2 separate regions of the Homo sapiens genome follow, and region 1 is linked to region 2. Evidence: chromatin loops called from intact Hi-C (ENCODE). Cell type or tissue: GM12878. All regions are shown on one strand. Links, peaks and the distances in the headings refer to the core of each region. The heading gives the core; the rest is flanking DNA.

Evidence for each region. Hi-C counts contacts between places; a loop is a spot of excess contacts. Peaks named below come from ENCODE experiments on the same cell type or tissue, not always from the same donor. Only the 100,000 strongest peaks of a DNase experiment are listed, where the experiment ranks them.
Region 1: a loop joins it to region 2, with 5 times the contacts of the local background. A loop is called at or near these places in 1 of 110 quality-filtered maps.

What each region holds. Positions count from the first base shown.
Region 1 is chr3:106,300,177-106,304,581 of GRCh38, reverse strand. LOC107986112 (a long non-coding RNA gene) reads left to right here and starts at 311. Exons shown (of 3, transcript XR_001740840.1): 1 at 311-392; 2 at 3,517-3,820. In GM12878, for the core only: no CTCF peak of the experiment used is centred there; a DNase peak (open chromatin) is centred at 1,891; H3K27ac peaks cover 3,789 bases.
Region 2 is chr3:106,181,591-106,185,995 of GRCh38, reverse strand. The region is part of intron 2 of LOC105374027 (a long non-coding RNA gene); the gene reads right to left. Among named protein-coding and RNA genes, the nearest start is that of CBLB, 310 kb to the right of the region's middle. RefSeq lists an enhancer at 1,541-1,590. In GM12878, for the core only: no CTCF peak of the experiment used is centred there; DNase peaks (open chromatin) are centred at 623, 915, 1,309 and 1,775; H3K27ac peaks cover 2,875 bases.

The DNA.
Region 1 (4,405 bases), core at 321-4,320, 120 kb before region 2:
GAAATACTGTAGACACTGATACAGAGAATGTAGACAAAAATATCCAAGTATCAACCAAAAAGAGTGAAAAGAAGCAATAGATAGAGAAAGATGAAGGAATAAAAATGTTTTTTTCATCTTTTTTTTAATATTAGAGTAACTAGTATATATTTATATGCTGAAAGGAAACGAAGAAAAAAGTGCTGAGGGCTGAAGCTGGCAGGCCCTGCCAGGTGAGGAACAGTGAAGATAGGGCCACAGTCTGTCTACTCCAAAAGAAACTATCAGCAGAGTAAACAGCCTACAGAATGGCAGAAAATATCTTCAAACTATACATCTAATGAAGGTCTAATGTCCTGAATCTATAAAAAAACTTAAGCAATTCAACAAGCAAAACACAACCCCATTAAAAGGTAGGCAAAGGATATGAACAGATGCTTCTCAAAAGATGACATACCTGCAGCCAACAAACATGAAAAATGCTCAGCATTACTAATCATCAAATAAATGCAAATCAAAACCACAATGAGGTACCATCTCACACCAGAGTTGTTATTATTAAAAAGTCAAAAAATAACAGATGCTGGTGAGGCTACATTGAAAAAGAGATCCTTATACACTCTTGGCAGAAATGGAAATTAATTCAGTCACTTTGGCAGGCAGTTTGGAGATTTCTCAAAGAACTCAAAACACAACTACCATTTGGCCTAGCAATCCCATTACTGGGTATATACCCAAAGGAAAATAAATCTTTCTACCCAAAAAGTACATGCATTTGTATGCTCATTGCAGAATTATCCACAGTAGCAAATACATGGAATCAACTAGATGTCCATCAATGGTGGATTGGATTAAGAAAGTATGGTACATATATACCATGCAATTCTATACAGCCACTTAAAAAGAATGAAATTGTGTTATTTTCAGCAACATGTATGCAGCTAGAGGCCTTTATCCAAAGCAAATTAACACGGGACCAGAAAACCAAACACCGCATGTTCTCACTTATAAATGAGAGCTAAGTATTGGGTACACATGGACATAAATATAAGAAAAATAGATAATGGAGACTACTAGAGTGGGGAGAAAGGGAGGGGAGCAATGGCTGAAAAACTGTCGGGTACTGTTTTACTACCTGGTTGACAGAATTAACTGTACCCCAAACCTCAGTATCATGCAATATACCCAGGTAACAAACCTGCAAATGTACCATTTGAATTTAAAACAAAAGTTGAAATTATTTAAAAAACAGAAAAAAAAACCACTAGTGAAAGGAACAGCATGAGAAAGAGGATATTTATCTGAGAGACGGCTTAGCAGATAGGGTGTTAGAACTCATTGAGAAAGTAAAGGGTTAAAACTTTGGTTGCTAGAGGGTCAGGATATATTGAATGCTGAGGAAATAATTCATGAATTTTTTCCAGGACCAGATATAGGCCCAGAATTTTAACGGATATTTTCTCACCTAATTGTTTTTATTTTCCTCCATGCAGAAAAAGGATAGGTGAAGACTTAGTTTAACAATGAGTAAGGGCATGTGTGGAATAGGGTTATTGCGAAGGTTGAAAAAGCTGTCTGGGTGCATGAGTGATGGAGCTAACTAGAGCCACTGTGGCAAGCAGAATTCCAGATATAGCTTCCTTATGATCTCTTTGCTCTGGTTATAAAATCAAATATGAATCTTGGTACTACCGTGAAGGGATTTTGCAGATATAATTAAAGTCCAAGTCAGTTAACCTTAAGATATGGAGATTATTTGAATGGGCCTGGTTTAATGAGATGAGCCTTTGAAAACTAGAGAGTTTTCTGAGCTGGTGGCAGAAGAGGAAGTCACAGATATCTGAAAGCATGAGAAAGTTTCAGCATGTCATTACTGACTGTGCAGATGAAAGGGGCCACATGAAGAGAAATGCAGGTGATCTCTAAAAGCTGAGTCACTTCAAGCAAATAGCCAGCAAGAAAGTGAGGTTTCAGTCCTATAACTGCCACCAGCAGGCTTCTTCGAACAATTTGAATAAACTTGGAAGCATTTTTTTTTCTCAAAGCCTTTAGTTCAGAAACCAGGTTGGGCTTTATGAGACTCTAAGCAGAGAACTCAACCAAGCCAGCCTGAACTTCTAATGACCAGAACTATGAGATAATACGTGGGTACTGTTTTTAGTGATTAAGTTTGTAGTAATTCATTACAAAGTTTGTAGTAATTCACTACACAACAATAAATAACTAACGCAGCCATATTATGGTGTTTCTAAGATGAAGTTGAGGTCCATAGATCTATATTTATCTCAGAAAAATGGTTTTATCTGGGATCCTTCATCCGCAAATCAGTAACAGTGGGGAGCTGGATTGATTCAGACTTTAAGAAGTGGAATAAGTGGAAAGAAAGCAGGACAAGGTGAAGAGGTCAAGAAACACTACAATGATGGAGTTTGATTTGATGCCGGCTAGAGAAAGAATACGAGTTAAAAGTGAAATGGTATAGAGTAAAGGAGAATGACATTTTAAAGGACTTTTGCTCCATAAATCAGTCTATGTTCAGAGCAGGATAATGAGAGTGAGAATTCTGGGAAAAAGAAAAAACAGAGTGCTTACTACTCTTCAAGAGTTCAGAAATGAAACAATTTTTTGTGTGGCTATAGATTTAAAAAGCTGGTGAAGAGTAGAGGGGAGGTGGCCTGGGCTTATGAAGTTAAAACATCACAAGGCTTACATGCTGTAAGACAAGGATCCTAAAGTCTCCTGGTGGTTAGGGAAGAAGACAATGGTACAAGTGATGAAGTGGTGAAGAATATTTCCAGCTTCAGGAAAGAAGGTGGCATAGCCTAATGACATGACTTTAAAAGAAAAAAATTTATTGGAAAAGTGAAAGAGTAGTGATTTATACATGGTATAGGAAGCTGGAAAGGTGGTGTTTCTAACTTTGGGCTTTTAGATGAATGAGACAGAGAAGAAGGAGTAGCCTCTACTCAAGAGTATTACCGGAAAAGAATGTCGTCCTCAAAAGAGACTTGGGTTTCATTTAACACAAGAAATGAAGGAAAGTATTCTATGAAGCGTCTGAGGGTATTATAGAAAAAAGGCTTCAGAAGGCTAGAAGAAAATAAAATGTAAAATTAAATGGTATTCAAAATGCTTTTCCTTTTATAAGCAAATTTATGTAAATTCTCATTTCAAAGGAAAGAAGGATGGAAAGTAGGAGAGAGAGAGAGAAGGAAGAAAAGAAAGAAAGAAAATATCCAAACTTTTGACTTGGAATTAGTAATAATCCAAATGGAAAATAATTTTGCAGTAGATCCCTTCAGATATAGACAAAGACAAACTTGCCGTGGTAGTTTTAAAATATGTCCATAAATTATTTGATACTCCTTTCTTGAAAAGGTAGAAACTCAGTCTCACTCCACTTGGGCATGAGCTACACTTAATGACTTGTTCCTAAGAAATAATCTATGGCAGACATAATGATGCATGACTTCTAAGACTATGTCATAATAGAAGGCATTGTGGCTTCTTTTATTGTTTTTGCTTTTCTGGAAGAAGCAAGGCGCATCTTACATGGCAGCAGGAGAGAAAAGAGGGAGGAGGGACCTACCAAACACTTTTCTCTTGTTCTGGAAGAACACTTCTTGTTTGTTTTCACTTGTTTTGGAAGAAGACGGCTGCCATGTCATGAGGACACTCAAGAAACCCTGTGAAGAGGTTTCTGTGTTGAGAAACTGAGGCCTCCAACCAGCAGCCATGTGAGCAAGCCATCTTTTAATCCAATCCTCTAGCCCAAATTAAGTTCCCAGATGGGTGCAGTCATAGCCAACAGCTTGAATCCAACACCAGGAGAGAAACAAAGGTACAAACACCCAGCTAAACTGCTTTCAAATTCTTAACACAAAAATTTAAGCATGGCTATAGATATCAAAAACAGCTTGAGATAATTACATTTGTTCTAATCTTTAAGTTTGGGGTTGTTACAAAGCAATAGATAACTAATACAGTTGAAAAAGGTACATGGTGATACTTTCTGGTGTCCAAAGTCAGTGCACCCTTGGGAGGAAAAAAAATCCACAGGCCAATTAGTCTGTGTATCCAACAAAATCATTAAGAAGGTTATTCCTCATCAAATCTCATCTTTGAATGATGACTTCTAAAGCTCTCCACTCACCACAATCTGCCGATCAAATCTGTATCACTGGCACACTATACAGAACTCCACTGCTAAATTTATCTTCTCATTAGGTCAGTCTTGTAAATGTGCTTATAAATTTATAATGGCTCATTGTAGCCTCTTGCACTGAGTTTCAACATTTCTTTCTGATTGAAAGCCTCTCAATTTCTAATGCCCTCTCAACCCATCTTGGCCTGTTTAGATTTATTTTCTATTATTTCTAATACTAATCCTATAAACCAACACAGGTCACCAGATTGACATATCAAG
Region 2 (4,405 bases), core at 68-4,067:
CAAATGTTATTATTTAAAGGGGTACAAGTCAGATACTCTTTCTGCAAATTATCAGCCTTACTGACTATTGACGTTTTGTTATGGGTTAAATAGGCATCATACCTAGTTTCCCCGTATTCTCAACTCTCAACAGAGATAGCTACTATTGCTATTCCTATTTCTTTTCAGACAAAGAATTCAAAAGAGATTGAAGTCATTTACCCATGGTTATAAAACCCAGAAGTGTCAAAACTGAAATTTAAACACTGTTTTATTTCAAACTTAAATTGCTGATGCCCAAGCTATATAGTTTCATGGTTTAGTGGTCCCCTCCTGAAAAATGTTTTCATTTTCTAAATTTGAAGAAATCTCCTTTGAAAGGCAAAACCCTTAAGCTTGCTTTGCCCGACACTTTATCCCCTTGACAAGAATCAGGGATGGCAGGAAGACAAAGGGAGGGTCAGAAGGAAGAAGTGGCTCTGGCAGAAGTAGATGGGAAGCCAGCAGGGATGAACTTCACCTTGATCATTATGTTGCCTAAGACAGGTCTGACTTCCAGTTATAATTAAACATGAACATCTTTACCAAGCATTCATTTACTTCATGTGTTTTAGAGAAGAACATTCCACCCTAATGCGACAGAAAGGTTAGAGTTAAACTAGAAAATGAGATTGGAAATCCCATCCAAGCATGTAGCATGCAGTAATCCCCCTATATGGAGGATAGGTTCTGAGAGCCTAAACCCATGGTTAGTACTAAACCCTACATATACTATGTGTTTTCCTACCCATATATACCTATGATAAAGTTTCTTTTATAAATTAGACACAGAGATGAATAACAATAGCTAATCATAAAATGGAACAATTAATATACTGCAGTAAGGGTGATGTGAATGTGGTTTCTCTCACTCTTTCTGAAAATATCTTTTTGTAATATACTCACCTACTTTTAAACCCGCAACTAACCATGGGTAACTGAAACTACAGAAAGAGAAACCACAGATTATAGAATACCACTGTACTCTCTCTGCCCAAGTCCTATCCTCAAAAATGTCTTGATTACTACAAAATGGCTTTTTCTTTTTTTTTTTTAACTTTTTAAGTGAAAACTGAACTATTAAGTTTATATATTTGATGATCTCCTATTTTCTAACTTCTTTCAAAATAAATCAAAGAATATATATGTGAATGTATCTATATCTTTAAATTACTTAGAAAGAAAAATTTTCCCACCACATTTATCTCAGCTAACTCATGAAACTGAACTCATTGTTTCAGTTCCCAGTGAAGTGATATTAACAAGTGTTTTTAGTTGGGGGAGTAAAGAAGGAGGTGCGTATAGATCTAGGGGAGGTGGGAGATGGGAGGGAGGCTAGACCCAGTGAGATGGATAAGATTAGCAGCCTAATGAAGCATCTTGCCATTGAAGCCCATGTACCATAAAAATGCACATACGAATTTATTTTTATAAAAATATAGCTGTCAGCTTACATATTATAATGCAGTTGGCAAAAAATAAGTTAATAAAAAAGTTCTCTTCTAAAATTTGTTAGATTGCCACAAAAAGGAAGCTTTCTACAACGTTTTTTTTTTTTCTTAGAACCCTTGGGTTAATGAAACCTAGTCTGTTACAGTTACTGTTTTTCTTCTCTCTACTCAGCATGGATTACTTGATGTCTCATCTATGGCAGAGTCTGCCAAGACAATTGAGCAAGTCTAGTGTAGAGAACTTTAATGTAGTTGGAACATATCCAGCATCAAACAAGAGTCTGTGTCAAGATCTAAGACTAGCCAGATTTTCTTTCTCAGGTGTCATTTTCTTTCTCAGGTGTCATTTCCTTCTCTCTGGAGTCATTGGGTGTCTGATTCCTTGAGTCCTCAGGCTATCAGGAACTTTCAGAAGAGATGTGTTTTCTCTGGTTAGATAACATGCCTTGGTGCTAATCCTCAAATCTCCTTGAATTCAAGTGTGTCCTGAGGCAAGAATTTTCACTGCTTGCCTGTTTCTGCATCTGAAATTTATGGGTTTTCTCATTCTGAGCCAGTTCACAAGTTGGCTGATGATTGGTGAGATCAATTATCTTTGTGAGAAAGGAGCTCTACAAATGTTAAATTGTACTAAATCATTGAGTAACGTAAAGCTGCTATGTCAAGTTACAGAAAGCAATCAAAGCTGCCTAATGCATCTGTTGCCTATTTTTAGAGCCTGAATCAACTCATGGAGCCAGTTAGGTAACTCACATAATAATAACTGAGTACTTATTATTTTTTAGTCATTATGCTAAAATGTTTCATATGAATTAATTTATCCACCTCATACCAACCTGTGAGGTAGGTAATGCTATTATCTTCCACTAGCAAATGAGGTAATTAGCCCAAGGACACCGATTGATAAATGGTGCACTAGAAATTGAAGCTGAGACTTCAGGTTCCAAAACAATTCCATTGTACTGCTTACAATGTAGTCATGCCCTTTGACCTCCAATAATAATAGAATTTCATGCCAAGACTATTTAGATGTTTAGAGCTAACTCTGAAGTAAAAATGCCTGCATGGCACTGCCAATTGCTAGGTGCCGACCCTTGGGCAAAGTGATATTAACCTCACCTGTAAAATGGGGTCAATAACCGTCCCTGCCCATAGGGTTGTTTTGAAGTAATCCATGTAGAGCATGTACACTAGTGCTCAGTACGTAGTGAGCATTCAAACATTTTAGGTACTATTAGCACTTACATAATGACACTATCATTTCTAATCACATTCAGCTGGAAGGCATGCATATGAATAAACATCAATTCACAGGTCCTGTCTGACCTATTGATTCTCACTTGCTGATATAATCAAAATAAAACAGTAATAAGGCAGTGCAGCCTCTTACACAGACAGCAGCCTGGCTTCGTTCTAAGATTTAAACATCAGTTTAAATCAGCTATTTCAATCCAAGCCATTTTGAATGAGGTAATGGTTTGTGTGCGTTTTAGGAGAAATTACAAAGTAAAGTGAAGTAATGCCTTCATTATGCATATTAAGGGTTTGGATTCTGCATGGTCAGTGGGTAGGAAGATTCTGGACTTATTTCAAACCGCCCTTGTAATTGTATCTGTCTGCCTTTTGTATAAGCAGGTAAGAACTGCTGAAACCTCTAACTAGCCAAAGAATAGACAGAAAGAAACCATGTATATTCACATTTGTTTCCAAATAGCCTATGGAAGCCACAGGGAGTTATGCAACCTTAGAGAGAGAATATTGGAATTTTTTTTGTATTGATGTATTTAATGATAACTCCCTTAAATTCAACCCCCCTAGATTAACTTTGAGTTTGAGTTCAAGCTCTGCTACTTAATTAGATTTGTGACCTTAAATATGCCTTTAAGTTTCCTTTTCCGCATTGGGAAAGTATAAATGATACTACTACCTACTCATTCGTAGTTGTAGCATTTAAGAGAATCTATGCAATTAGTATAGTGACTAACATACTATGTTATCAATAAGTTTTAGCAATTATGATGTTATGAGTATTCTTATTGTATATTCTGCTAGTAATTGAATATGACTGTAATTTAAGCTTGTCTGTCGATTCTGCATAGTATTAAAAAGCTTAGAAAAGAGCATAAACTATGTTTTATAAAAGTTAAGCAATTAAAAATGGCAAGAATATATACCTTTTACTTGCAAACTCTTATATGTCCTTAAATTCCATGTAATGAAAGCCAACTTTTTGTGTGTTTTTTAATCATACAAAATCATCAAACCATCAAGTAATATTTGTAAAGTATCTGCATAAGCATGGTATCACGCTGGGTGCTGCAATACAATAATTAATAATGATATCATGCAAAAACAGTATTTTTCAAGGTTTTAAATATGGTTGTAAACTAATTAATTTTCATTGCAAATATTTTTATAAGAATAAGAAACTCATTCTTGTAAAGCATGGTTTGAATGAACTGGATTCAGATTGCGAGGCAGAAGGGAACTCAATTCTTCTGATACTCAAACCCAAATCCTATCCAGCTTTTAGTCAGTGTGTGGGAACATCAGTAATTTATGTGCCTTCTATTTAAGTTGAGGAGCTAAGATGTTAAGTAAGAGAACTCACATGGAAGAGGCCTTAAATTCAGTTTATCTTAAAGTTTCTCATAAACGTGCTTTTCATCTATGAAGCCTATTCCTGGCATCATAGAAGATTGCAGTTGCTCTCTTTCCCTTAGCAACAATGAAGAAAATATGCTGCGGAAATGTGAAACATATAACGTACAAATATAATAGTATTAACATTCTTCCCAAGCTTGTTACTCTTTCCATTTTTCTCTTGACTTTTATTTCTTTTCTCTCTAGAAAAATACTGTTATTTTGAGAAAAGGATAGTAAGCCAATGAGCACCTGCCAGGGGCAGGAGCATAACCCTATAGGAAACCCTGAAA